Regions from separate parts of the Mus musculus genome. Here region 1 is linked to region 2. Evidence: chromatin contacts called from ENCODE POLR2A ChIA-PET data. All regions are on one chromosome and are shown on one strand. The core of a region is the stretch at or near the end of the contact, and the rest is flanking DNA. Distances in the headings are between cores, read along the strand shown.

Region 1 (6,701 bases), core at 3,744-6,243, 91 kb after region 2:
ACCCCATGGCCTTGCACACAGGCCTGGACAATGCCACATGCAGGCCAATGTCTGTCACAATCCTGGGGTAGGTATCAGTCTCACAAGTGTCCCCGAAAACTTGGTTTTCCAGGGATCAGAGACAGGGGTCAGAGGAAGCAAGCTCTACGCTCCAGGGTCCATCTGACCAGGATCCTGGACACATCAATGGCTAGAACTGACCACCATTGGAGCTGAGCAGCCGATAGATCATAAGAATCTGTGAATGTGCCGGGCGTTGTGGCGCACACCTTTAATCCCAGCACTCGGGAGGCAGAGGCTGGCAGATTTCTGAGTTGGAGGCCAGCCTGGTCTACAAAGTGAGTTCCAGGACAGCCAGGGCTATACAGAGAAACCCTGTCTCGAAAAACCAAAATAAAAGAGAAGAAAAGAAAAAGAAAAAGAATCTATGAGTGTGAGGGTCTGTGAACTGGGCCCCTGTCCCCACAATGCACCACAGACTGCCTAGTCACCAGTGGGTGTGGTAAGTGGCCTGAGGTGAGTCCCTGTCCCTAGTGTGATTTATGTGCACTTGTAAGAAGGAATTGGGGCAGACAAAGGATCCTTCGAGACTCAGAAAGACCAAGACTTTCAATTCAAACCCACAGAAGCCACACAGAGACCTGGGACTGGAGGGAACCACACGTGAGCCATGACCACCGCAACGTGAGGTGATGGGCCACAGCGGCCCAGGAGCCCAGGGTGTAGCTTTGGGATGAATGGGACTGCATCTACCCCATTCCAGCCATGCGAGAGGGCTCTGATGACTGTAGCCAGCAGCATAGGGTGAGGGCTTGGTGGGGCCCTTAAGTGTGGAGGTGAGAAGATAGTACACGCTGGGCACAGCAGAGAGGCAGGCGTTCAGAACAAGGGGCTAGGAGGAGATCCCAGAAGAGATATGGAGAGCAGGCCTGGAGGACCCAACTGAAAACTTGCCCTTCCTTTTTCCTCCTCTGTAAAAAGCACCAAAGGACTGTTGTCAAAGAAAAAAAGAAAAGAAAAGATAGGGGGCCTGGTACTGTGTGTCCAACCTGGAGGACAGGGAGGCTGAGTAAAAGTGTGGGGGGGGGGGCAGGGAGGGCTTTGGGTGTGTCTAGGACAGTAAGTGACTTTCATCCACCTTTCCCTACACCCGCAGAGGGTCTCGGAAGCAGGGAAGTTTAGAGCTGTTCCACATGAGTGTCACAGAGGCCGCCAACCCCAGAAGATGCCTTAGGGAGGCCTGGCCAGCTAGCCCAACTATCTCTATGTCCCTAAACAGCAGGGTGGGATATGGGGGTGGGGGAGGAAGAGGGAAATGTCCCCTCCACCCCCGGCTTCATGCCTGTAACCCTGGCTGCATCCCCAGGCAGGGTTTCCTCCCATTGTCAGTCAAGGGACAGTGGTGTCCACAGCTTCAGGACGGGTGGGGGCCTGATTTCTTTTTTCTTTTCTTTTTTTTTTTTTTTAAAATATGGAATGCCTCGCGAATTTGGGTATTATCCTTGCGCAGGGGCCATGCTAATCTTCTCTGTATCATTCCACTTTTAGTATATATGCTGCCGAAGCGAGCACGCGGGCCTGATTTCTTGCCTACCATTTAAGATCTTTACTGTAGGCCCCCATGGGACCACCCAGCCTGGCGGGCTTCCTGTTGCTCTTCTACAAGCCAATGCGCTATCTGTGGCTCACCCTTGGCTGGGTCAGTACCCTGGCCTCTGTCTCTCCTGCGGCCTATCTCCTTCGTGACTGGTTTTCCTCCAGCCTTTGCAGGGGACAGCATTCAGAAAACAAGCAGCTCACTGCCACCGGACCAGTGTCCTGGACCTGCAAGAGGCGAGTAGCCTGGCAACCAGAGTAACAATGTCAGCAAGAGTCTTTGTGTCCACCAGTATGAGTCCACGGGGAGTATAGCACCAGGGACCCCACAGATGCTGGGACATGCCCTGCAACACTGATCCTGCAAGATACCCAGATTCCTCCTGACTGATTGGCAACCACAGACAAGCCCCATCTCCCTCAGATTGCTCAGCTGTACCTCAAGAGTCCCACTGTCCCTATCTGTGGAGCTCCTGCAGGCACACTAGATACAGCACCTGAGAGGTGACACATACTTCTGAACAAAAGAGAGAGACGCGGGGCTGAAGAGGTGGCTCAGTGGTTAGAACACTGGTTGCTCTTCCAGAGGACCAGAGTTCAATTCCCAGCAACCACATGGCAGCTTACTACTTTCTGTCCTTCCAGTTCCAGGGGACCTAACATCCTCACATAGACATACACCCAGGCAAAATATCAATGCAATTAAATAGATAAATAAAATTTTTTAAAGATTTATTTATTTATTTTATATATGTGAGCACACTGTAGCTGAATAGATGGTTGTGAGTCTTCATGTGGTTGTTGAGAATTGATTTTTTTTTTTTTTTTTTTTTTTTGAGACAGGGTTTCTCTGTATAGTCCTGGCTGTCCTGGAACTCACTTTGTAGACCAGGGTGGCCTTGAACTCAGAAATTCTCCTGCCTCTGCCTCCTGAGTGCTGGGATTAAAGGCGTGCACCACCACGCCCGGCTATTGATTTTTCTTTTTTCTTTTTTTTTTTTAAGGACCTCTGCTCACTCCAGTCAACTTTATTCACTCAATCCCTGCTTGCTTGCTCCGGCCCAAAGATTTATTTATTATTATACATAAGTACACTGTAGCTAACTTCAGATGTACCAGAAGAGGATATCAGAACTCATTATGGGTGGTTGTGAACCACCATGTAGTTGCTGGGATTTGAACTCAGGACCTTCAGAAGAGCAGTCAGTGCTCTTAACTACTGAGCCATGTCTTCAGCCCAATAAGAACTTTTATTGAAAATAAACAAACATAACCAAGAACCTGCCCATATATCTGATCTTTGTAAAGAGATAGGAAGGCTCTGAGGGTCCACATGATCTCTGTATGAGGGGGCCCAGAGTCATCTTACGAATACCTCTCTGAAATGGCTTGTTTGGTGTGTCAACTTGACACAAGAGTCATCAGAGCAGAAGGAGCCTCAGTTGAAGAAATATCTCCATGAGATATAGTTGCAGGGGATTTTCTAAATCATTGATTGATGGAGGAGGGCCCAGCCCATTGTGAGTGAGGCCATCCCTGGGCTGGTGGTCCTGGGTTCTATAAAAAAGCAGGCTGAGCAAGCCATGGGGAGCAAGCCAGTAAGCAGCACCCTCCATGGCCTCTGCATCAGGTCCTGCTCCAGGTTCCTGTCCTGCTTGGAGCTTCTCCAGTGAAAGCTGAATAAACCCTTTCCTCCCCAGCTTGCTTTATGGCCATGGTGTTTTGTGGCAGCAATAAAAACCATAGCTAAGGAGGGCTGTGGTGGCGTACGCCTTTAATCCCAGCACTCGGGAGGCAGAGGCAAGCAGATTTCTGAGCTTGAGCCCAGCCTGGTCTACAGAGTGAGTTCCAGGACAGCCAGGGCTACACAGAGAAACCCTGTCTCAAAACTCAAAACAAAACAACAAAGAGTTTAAACTTGACATCTCCTTTCTCATAAGAAGAATGCTGCCACACATTACCACAATCACAGAAGTGAAGGGCAGGGAGGGCCACAAGCTATCTTCCTCCCAGAGCATACAGAGGTTACCAGATTAGACACCTAGTTGGGCCTGGTGCCTCAGGCCTGGGATCTCAGCTACACAGGATGCTGAGGCAGGAGGATCCCAAGTTCCAGCCTGGCCTGGGATACTCAGCAAGACCTTGTTGTCTCAAAATAAAAAATAAAAATGGCTAGAGGCCAGGTGTGGCAGTGCACGCTTACCCTGGAAGCACTTGGGAGGCCAAGGCCGGAGGAGCTGGTGGGCGGAGAATCAGGTGAGGTCACCCTCAGCTGCCTAGGGAATTCAAGGACAGCGGAGGTCACACAAGACCTGACAGGAGGTGTGACCTAGTGCCTCTGTGATAGACCACTTGCCTAACATGTATGAAATTCTAGGATCAACGACCACAAAATACCTAAGTATATCAACCACACTAAACCCGGATCTTCAGCTCTAGGGAAGCGCCCTGCTAGATCCTGCCCTCTGCCATCCCCAGATGGCTGCATGAAGTACAAAGGAGGGGACCAGATAACTGCTGCTGAGCAGGACAGCTGCAGGACTGGGGGGTGGGGTCCTGACCCACACCCTAGCTGCTCCCTGCCACCCGTTGGGATTCCGGGTCTCCTGCCTGCCTTATTTGGCCTGGGCTGCAACTATAAACACTTCTGGGTGAGATTTCGGCCAGTGGGTGGGGCCAGGCAGAGGAGGAAGAGGAAGGAGGAGAATTCCAGCAGCAGCTAGAAGCTGCGCGCTGGGAGTCCGGAGTCAATGAAGCCTAGTGGCCACACCTGCCACCCCCCAGGAAGGCTGAAAGCAAAAACTTAAGCCAAACCAGGCCCAGAAGGCTCTGGCCAATCCCCCTTCCTGGAAGAGGAGGGTTGGTACAGTCAGCTGAGGGCACATGAGGAAGCCAGCTGCCCGGACTTGTTCCTAAAGCTTGGGACTAAGGCTCCTAGACTGGGTTAGCCTGGGCAGTGTGGCTGGATATCTTAGCACCTTTGATCAGGCCCAGGTGCAGCCAGCAGGAAAGAGGGTCAGTCAAGCCTAAGGTGCATTTTGCTCCTTTGAAGCTGTCCTCACTTGTCACTTCTACAGCCCCAGGGAGACACTGAGCCTGGCAGCCATGCGAAGTCATGGTAATTTCAGCGCTAGCCACCGTCTGTTCAGATACATCCAATCTGGCTGGCCCCTTCTCCGAGTTATTCCTGATCTGCTGGAGACAGGAAAGGCAAGGGGGTTGAGGATGCCTAGCTGACGGACGCCCACCTCTTCAGGCTCCAAAGCCGACGTGAAGCGCAGGGACAGTTTCAAAGCACATTGTGGATACAGAGCTCTAATCGGATCTGTTTCCTTCTGTTAGAGAAGAAAGTGATGCCCCTTGTGGGAGACAGACAAGAGCAGTCAGGAGGGCGTGTGGACCAGTCCTGGCTGATCGAGGAGAGGGGTCGAGTCGGGAGCTGCCTCAGCCTGAAGCAGCCGGGGTTGGGAGAGGCACAGGGACTTCATTTTACCTACTTGGAGCCCGGCCAAACTGCCTGGGCTCTGGGAGCACTTGGAGCATTTAATTACCATAGTGTTGGGGGTTTAATTAGTGCGACGCGTCTGGGAACCGTGGTTTCACGGCTCAGCTGACCTGCATGGGGTGGGTCGAGTCATTCTGGCTCTCTCTCTCAACACCGAGGGTGGCCTGGTAGCCATAATACCAGTAAGAGAACCCATGGACACATAGTCACATACTCCCATCTGAACAGCTAGTCAACTTTTATGTTTCCCTCAGCCCACAGTGACCTTGTCATACTTTGAGGAAGTCGCAGAGCAAGAGGGGACAGGCTGAGATGAGGTAGGTTATACAGGTAACAAACAGGAGGTAAGGCTGAATATGGACGCCCGGAGGAGGTGGGAGGGAGGGATGCCCACTGCCCAGCGAGCTGGACATGGCCCGCAAGGCACTGTGGTTCCTCGGCTCTCGGCTTCTCCCTAACTTGGAGCAACTCCACAGTATCCACTCCTAGCAGAGCAGGTCAGAGGTGCTGAAGGCAGTGAATGCCCAGAAGACCAGCAGGAAATGGCTTGGTGCTGAGCCCTGGCTCTCAACCAGGGCTGCATCAGGCAAAGAGATCAAGGATGGATGATACAGCTACTGCTGGCACCAGAGACAAGCTGGCAGAGGGATGCTTGCCTCCCACCCCAAACTTCTCAGGACAGCCCAGAGACCAGAGACAGAGAAGACACGAGGAGAAACTCAATCCGACCGTGACAGGTCCTCTTCCCAGCAGATGCTGCGTTGGTCCCAGTTAGTCAGTCAGCTAACTAACTGGGGACCCTGCTCACAGTCTCCCCCCCTAAACAACCCACAATGCCTATCACACAGAGGCACAGTCTGTACTCTATGCGAGTCGCTTGGAGGTATGAGACTGAAGCCACCCAAAGCTGACCTACCCACAGGCGACAACTATCAACAAAAGAGGAGAGAACTCAGGGTACAGGGTGGGCCCCATTCCGTATCAGCCATCCCCACCCACTCCTCCCTGGAGGGAGGAAGCCAGACCTATCTGCAGCCATCTCTACTGGCTGTCACAGGTAAACAGGCCGGGTAGCACATGGGCAGGGCCCTGGGAAGTACATGGGTGCAGAAAATAGTCCCTATCCCATTTGGGAGGGAGTTGGCCCGCAGAACTGTCCCTCCTGAAGGTGACACCCTCCTCACAGACCACTTGGAGCTCAGAGGGTCTTCGCCCTCAGCAGGAAGCTGAAGAAGGGGCTGGTCCTGGCCCTGTATACTGTGTACCACTGACAAATTTAGCCTCGGACTGGGAGTTCTTCCCTTAATACACCGTGAGCTCTCCAGAGCCTGGAGCAAGTCTGGTGAGCCGCTCGCAGAGCCTCCACCAGGGTCAGTCCTGTCCACTTCCCTGACCACATGTTACCTCTCCCCAGATCGTAGCTACTCAAGAGCTCCCACTAACTGGAGTAAATTGTGTATCCAGGTCTCCCAGCTGAGCTGTGAAGGGCACGGGCTGAGCTGTGAAGCCACCACGTGGCTTACACAGGGAGGAGAAGCAACGGCCTAGCAAACCACGGAAGGCTTTCCTAGGTAGAGCCTCCCTTTCCCTACCCAATGCC
Region 2 (7,135 bases), core at 3,963-6,462:
AGGATGGAGAGAGGTGGTTAGGATGTGCCATCTGCTGCAGGTGTGAGCCAGCTTGAGCTTGCCCCGGGCTTGGGACCATCTCCAATTCTCTGCCTACTGGAGCAGAGCACTGTGCAGCAAGGGGTTCAGGGACAGAGAGGACACTCAGGGAGGTAGCCGCAGCAAGCTGAACTCCACCATAGCTGTCCAGTGCTACACCCTGGTTGGAACGTTAACTCTTTTCAGCTATGCTGTTACCTCTTGGTCCTTTTGTAAGTAGCACATTTCTGGGTTCCATCCCTGTCCCGGGGTAGGGGTTGGGAGGGTATAGCTGGGCGCTGGTGGCATTATACCTTCAATCCCAATACTCAGGAGACAGAGGCAGGCAGATGTCTGTGAGACCAAGGCCAGCCTGGTCTACAGAGGGACTTCCAGGACAGCCAGGGCTACAGAGAAACCCTGTTGGGGGGAGGAGGGACAGGGGGAGGGGAGGAGGAGGGAGAGGGGAGCTTTCCTGCAGTACTATGCTACCCTCACCCCCACTAATGTCTCAGACAGCCCGCCCAAGACTTCGTTACAGTAGAATTACACGAGCGTTATGCTTGGGTCCCCACACCCATCCCCACCCCGGAACCACACAACGGGCAACCTCCTTCATTTCAGGAAGTTCTTGTATCTATGTCTTTAGCTCACATGAAGTTGAAGTGAGGTGCTCTGTAAATAATCAGGGGCTCACTCTGGTGTTGTTGCTACCGGCTGGTCTGGAACTCCTCGCCCCATGTGTTTGTGTTGCAGGCATGGACCACCCTCCTCCTCCTCTTCTTCTGTTTTAGTTGGTTTTTCGAGACAGGGTTTCTCTGTGTAGCCCTGGCTGTCCTGGAATTCACTCTGTAGACCAGGCTGGCCTCGAATTCAGTAATCTGCCTGCCGCTGCCTCCCAAGTGCTGGGATTAAAGGCGTGCGCCACCACCGCCCAGCGTGATTGTGCCTCAAACGAACAAACAAGCAAAGGCTGGAGACATGGCTGGGTTGGTGGGGGGCTTGCCTAGCACGCACAAAGTCCTCAGTGCAACCCCCAGGGCTGCATAGGCTGGACATGGTACTTGCATGTAATCTCAGCACTTGGAAGGGGGAGGCAGGAAGACCGTGAGTCCAAGGCCAGCCTCGCTTACACAGTATGCTCCAGGAGTGGCTGGGATACATTTAAGTCCCTAGAATCCTAGTACTCAGGGGATGACTGTGGGAGGGCCAGGAATTCAGAGTCATCTTCTGCAACTTAGTGAATCTGAGACCAGCCTGAAACCCTGTCTCAAAACAAACAGGTAAGCAAATAAAAACTAGGAGACCGTGTTGTAGTTTTAGGGAGATTCGTGACACACCAAGTGTAAGAAACATCTGAAGATTTTGGTTACAAAAGAACCAGAGAGGTGTTGGAGAGATGGCTCAGAGGTTAAGAGCACTGACTGCTCTGGAAGAGGTCCTGAGTTCAATTCCCAGCAACCACATGGTGGCTCACAAACATCTGTTATGAGATCTGATTTCCTCTTCTGCTGTGTCTGAAGACAGCTATAGTGTACTCCTATATATAAAATAAGTAAATTTTAAAAAGATAGAAGAGCTGGAGCGATAGGTCAATGTTTAAGAGCTCCGGCCACTCGTCCAAAGTATTGTTTTTCAGCTAGGTGTGGCCATGTATGGAATCCCAGCACCCTTGAGGCTAAGACAGAAGGATCACAGATTTCAGGCCCACACCCTGTTTCAAACAATAAAAAAAAATTAAGTTTTACTCAATAAAGATTTTAGTAAAAAAAAAAAAATATATATATATGTTTTAGCAAGGATTTTCAAAGGTACAGTGAGGTATCATTGCTACTTTTCAAACAGAAACACGCAGAGTCAAGTTCTCTTTCCTGTCCTCACATTTGAAAATTAATTCTCCCAGATCTTTAAGGCTACTTATCGCAAGATTCCTCGCGGCTGTGGGTGGGCCCTAGGAAGCTCCGCTTTGCTTTTGCTCCCTAACTTGTTTCTCATCTGGCAGTTTCTGTCCTCTCTCTCGACCATCAGCTCATCTCTGGATTCAGTTTCCCTCTCGCTACGGCAACATCCGCTAGCCACCACTGCACAGAGGCTCGGTAGCTGAAACACAGCAGGATCTTGCCAGCGGAGATGTATTCTTTTCTCAATATCCGATTATCACTGCACCGTCTCCTGGCATCCACGATAGGTCTGGGAACTCTAGCCTGGTAGTAACCCATGACTTTTTCTCTCTTTGTCTAATTTCACTTTCGTGGATCCAAGGAGGGATTTGTTTCCATTCGTTCTGGAAAAAAAAAAGACTTCTTTTTCTCTTCAGCCTAAAGTCTCCTCATCTCTGGGCAGTGCTTGCGAAGCCTCCAAGCCCTCCCCCACACTGGGGAACTCAGCGTCTCACATGCTCGCCCTTCTTGTACAACGTGTGACACAACTTCTGTGTAGAAAGCTCCACGTCTGTGTGGTTCCTCTTGGCTTCCTTCTGTTTCCTTCTTCAAGGTGATACATTCGCAGTGTACCCACTACCATCAAGAGCTGATCGGTGTGTGTGTCTACAAAATTCCCTTTCTCAGATCCAGGTGGCCATTTATCTCCTTTGACATTCAAGAACACGGGTCCCTCTTTCCAGTGGGACCAGCCCCCCTGCCCAGTGGGTGCCGACTCCTCACAGGGTTCACTTCCTCAAACGGTGAGTGTGACCTCATGCCAATAGGGTGTTAATCCCACAGCCACCCATAGGCCTACTTGAGGTCTCTAGTTTCTGCATCTGTGGGTGGAGGCAGCCTCACCCCTACACCCTCCTCAGGCCCAGGTCTCAGGCTTTGGCTGTTTGGGATCCCTGGCAGCAACAGCTCTTGGCAGCTGGAGGGACTGATGCTCTATGACAATCTTGCTAGGGTGCTGACTCCTGCCTTCTTCAGTACGAAGACCCTGGAGCAGCCTCAGGAAAAGCTTCCATGCTGTTCTGGACATCCCCAGACTCCAGGTCCCTCTCCCACTCTTTAAATAGTATTGGTGTTTTGCTATGCTGGGCTTGAAGCTCGGCTACATATTAACCTTCCTGTTTTGCTGGTCAGCTTTAAGGGTGCACTCTGCAGGAGGGAAGGGTACTTTGTCACACATTCACTCGGCCTGCTACCCATAGTCCTTAGGGACTCATGTCCTCACTGTGAGCTTCTGCTACACTGACCACCATGAGTGGGAGGGGTCATTCTTTACCCAACAGGGAGACCCAAGGACTGATTCTCAAGCCCCTGGCTTGCTGAAGTGATACACTGTAACAGAGGGTTCAATCCCAGGGAAGCCCACTATCTGAGGTTGATGTCTCAGCAGGTGGCATCTGAGTCAAGACTGAAAAGGAGGCATCAGCTGTGACCCCAGCCAATTGTACAAAAAGCCCCCCCCCCCCGCCCCCCTCCCCGTGCACATTCAGGAAACTCAGAGACAGAGAAGGAGCAACCTAGCAAGGAAGGCAGGAAGAGCCCAGGAGACAAGCAGGGGGGTCAGGAACGGGCTTTCGTCTTGAGATGGAGCCAGGTAATGGGGCCAGAACAGATGGAATTTTCTGTGATTTAGAAAAAAACAAAATAGGGGGCTGGAGAGATGGCTCAGGGATTAGTAGCGAGGGTTGCTCTCCAAGGGACCTGAGTGGGGTTCTCAGCACCCGCATCAGGCAGTTCAGAGCCACCCGTATGTAACACCAGCTCCATGGGTTCCAATACCCTCTTCTAGCCTTTGTCTGCAAGCGCCCCCGCACTTACACACATGGCCAGACACACACACAATCTGAAAAAAATCAAATGTTAAAAAAACAAAAGGAAACAAAGTACATCCCTGTTGATTGGACCTAGACAGTTCAGAACCTTCCCAGGACAGTTGTGCTTTCCCGTAAAAAGAAAAGTTAGCGGAAGTCACACTCGGTGGAGAAAGTAAGTGGCCACAGCCTGTGACTCCTCAGCACAGGAGACTTGTGTCAGCCTGAACACCCTGAACAATTAGCTGAGGCAGTACATAGAGACCTTAGCACACACGAGGACAGGAGACACTGCATGGACAGCGCTCGCCAGGTCTTCCCACCCTTAGGTGTGTCTGGCACCCCCACTTCCTGGAGGTAACTTTTGAAACCGTCCATAGTGGTCACAGGACAAACCACTACTGGCAGGAGGCTGGGAAGGGTAAGAAGGGAGACTGCAGGTGGGGGAGGGGCGCCATTTTCAAAAGGTTGGGGTTGCAAGGCCTTCCACGGGAGCTTCCAGCGTGGGCTGGGGGAGATTTCTCTATCACCTCTTCGATGCGCTATTCCCGGGTGAGTGGAGGGGGGTCTGGGCCATCCTCCCTGCCCTGGCAGGTCTTTTCTGGCTCCCTTCGGCTTTGAGGCATGTCTGCAGTTTCTAGTCTCAGGCCTGCTGCTCATGGTCTGGTCTATTAGGTTCCTTTCCTGGTACAGTGAAGCCCAGGGGTCCCACTGCCCCTTGGCAAACCTCCCAGACAAGCTGAACTGTTCAAGCCACGGCCAGTGTCAACCTGACTAAAGACTAGTGTCCTGCATCTTAACTCGGCAGGCCATCAGGGCTAAGATCACTCTGAGGGGTGTCCAGACTCTTGTGAAATAGTTTCTGCGCACACTTCGCTTGTGGGATGGAGCCGATTGCTCCTCTAGGATGAGCTTAGCTCCTATCCCAGGCCCCTCGGGGAGAAGCCGGAGCCCGAGTGACCTCAAGGCCAGAGTCCCAACTCCTGGCCAAGTGGGCTGTGCGCAGAAGAGGGTCTTCCGGGGGTTTTCCTAACCAGGCGGGAAACCACCGAGTGAATGTCTCTTCCCCAGCTGTAAGCAACTTCCTCCTCTGAGGTCCCAGCGCGGACCCAACAGGGTGCAGGGCGGGGTCGCCTCTAGAACAGGCGGCCGAGCACGGCCTGCAGCGGCCACCGCCCGTCCTGTGCCCGGAGGCCCCGGTAGGTCTCTCCGAGGATCCGCGCTTTGAGGTCCGCAGAACCAGCCCGAGCCCTGCTTCCCCCGCGGTGCCCCACGGGTCCTGAGCAACCCCTCCACCCGCAGCCCACCTCACTCACTCAGGCCAGACGCCAGCGCCTGTTCGTTGGCCCACATGGCCCACTCGATCTGCCCCATGACGAGGACCCTGCGCACACGCAGCAGCCCGGTCCAACTCTGCAGCCCACTTCGCAAGTCCTCACTGATCGGCCCGCCCCCTGCTCAGGCCCCGCCCTGTCGGGCTGTGCCCCAGAGGCCTCCTCTGCACCTTCCCTTTGAGCCTTGGTGGGTGGGACAGTCTCCCCATCGACCTCTCTCTCCAGCTGGAAAGTACCAGGGCCACTTGTGACTGCTTGTGACTTGTGACCGTACCCCCCCAGGGCCAGAGGCGTAAGTCACTTCATCCACCTGCTCCTCTAGTTATCAGATAAAGGCTGCTCCCTAAAAGGAGATGAGGTTACTTCCGACCCACTGTGAGCTGGGGCAGGTGTGTGTCCTGGGTCACGTGACTACGGGGTGGGGGTAGGGGACCATAGTGTGCAAGGCTGGGAAAACCCAGAAAGCAGGGGACAGAACACCGGAACACCGTTGTTCTGTTGTCTCTTTCCTCTGGCCTAGACCAGCTCCAGCAGCTGTTGCATGTATGCTGGGGTATGACTTAGGGTGGTCACAAGGTGGCAGGAGACTCTCACGGGGCTGGCTTGTGGGCAGTGGGAAGTGTTCCTGGCAGGACCCACTTCAGCCCCCACCTCTCCACTACATAGGGAAACAAGACTGAACTCAATGGCGGGTAGGACCCAGCAGATCAGTAGACCAGAGACCCTAAAGCGCTGGTTTAGGAAGAAAGAAGAAAGCACAGCCCACACGGGCAGGCAGGAACAGCACACTTTATTCCTGTGGTCCTCAGGTCCACTGACTGCACCCTCATGAGGCACCCACACACACAATGGACCCTACCTGTGGGCTCGACAGCCCCTACCCTCACCAGGAGGCTTTATAAAGAAACTGTGGCCTGAGTCTCAGCAGAGAGGCACCGCTGTCTGAGCCATCACGCTTAGATGGTTACTGAGGCCCTCAGAGCATCTTGGGGGAGGGGGGAGGCACCGACTCCCCATCCCTGATGAGCAGCTGTCTGGAGTGCTGGAAGGTCCATCGAGTGGGTCAGCTAGCCCTTCAGAAACCAGCGGGGAACCGGAGGCACTTGAGAGGGGTTCCCGTGATCGCCTAGATGGCTGCCCATCACACTCGACATCCCCCAGTATAATCGATCATCAAGCAGCCCTTCAGGAGAGGCTGACCAGCAGGCCAGCTCCCGAGTTCCAGTGGGCAACCCCTTTCTCCAAATGGCACTGGACGTGGAAGAGGTCAAAGGTCCCGTTGTGGCAGTCCATCCTGGCCTAGCAGATGATCATGAGTGTCGTCTAGGACTTGAGGTCCTGGTCCGACCTGGGGGGAGAAAAATCAGTGTCCAGTCATGGGGTGCGGCAGTAGCCGCTGCTCCGGAGACTTTACAGGTCAGAGACTCTAAGGCAGGATTAGATTGGGGGGGGTGGTGAGACACGGGTGGGTCCCTTCGTGGTAAGTCCACACCAGCTTGCGCAGGATGAGCCTCTCAAGCTGCCTGGGGTTCCATTCCGGGCTAGATTGTGGGGATCTTAGTGACCCTCATCTCGTGTGAAAGGAGGGACCCAGAGCAAGCCTCTTTGAGCAGGATCAGGAGACGCGGGGATGCTGGCGTGCTTGTGGTGGGTTACATCCTGAGAGCAGATTCCCAGGGACCCCAACATCTACCTCTCCTGGCAAGTGACTGCTTTTTATCATCTTTCTGTCCAGAGTACATAACCCTCACATCCCGCCCCCGCTCTCCTCTACGAGTTGTCCCTAAATGACCACTGAGGGGAAATGAGTAAACCAGACAGTGTCCAATGACTCTGAGCCTAAGAACGCCATGTGGCTACTTCCGTGCCGTGGCTGATGTGGGCTTCTGCCTCCGCCCTGAGACACAGTGGGGGAGGCTTGGATCCTCCCTCCCTCCGGCAGGTAAGGGGGTGCCTGCCGTGTGTACTGGCCTCACCTGAGTGGCAATGATGTACTGGACCCCACCAGGGCTGGGCTCCACCGCCAGCGCGGCCT

Evidence for each region. ChIA-PET counts read pairs that join two places held with the same protein, here RNA polymerase II (POLR2A).
Region 1: POLR2A ChIA-PET joins it to region 2 with 50 read pairs in embryonic stem cell. The contact joins the enhancer-like site here to the promoter of Cyba in region 2. POLR2A ChIA-PET finds 5 or more read pairs at or near these places in 4 of 5 experiments (Patski and embryonic stem cell).

What each region holds. Positions count from the first base shown.
Region 1 is chr8:122,519,103-122,525,803 of GRCm38, forward strand. The region is part of intron 1 of Piezo1 (piezo-type mechanosensitive ion channel component 1); the gene reads right to left. It overlaps Gm26497 (a small nuclear RNA gene), which reads right to left and starts at 1,572; the gene lies at 1,466-1,572. Within about 2 kb of position 4,994, at least 1 of the 3 ENCODE cell types and tissues checked has a DNase peak (open chromatin) inside an H3K27ac peak, as active enhancers do.
Region 2 is chr8:122,427,728-122,434,862 of GRCm38, forward strand. It overlaps Cyba (cytochrome b-245, alpha polypeptide), which reads right to left and starts at 5,213. Exons shown (of 6, transcript NM_007806.3): 1 at 5,083-5,213. The coding sequence starts at 5,140. Mvd (mevalonate (diphospho) decarboxylase) reads right to left here. Exons shown (of 10, transcript NM_138656.2): 9 at 7,077-7,135; 10 at 5,869-6,448. The coding sequence ends at 6,368.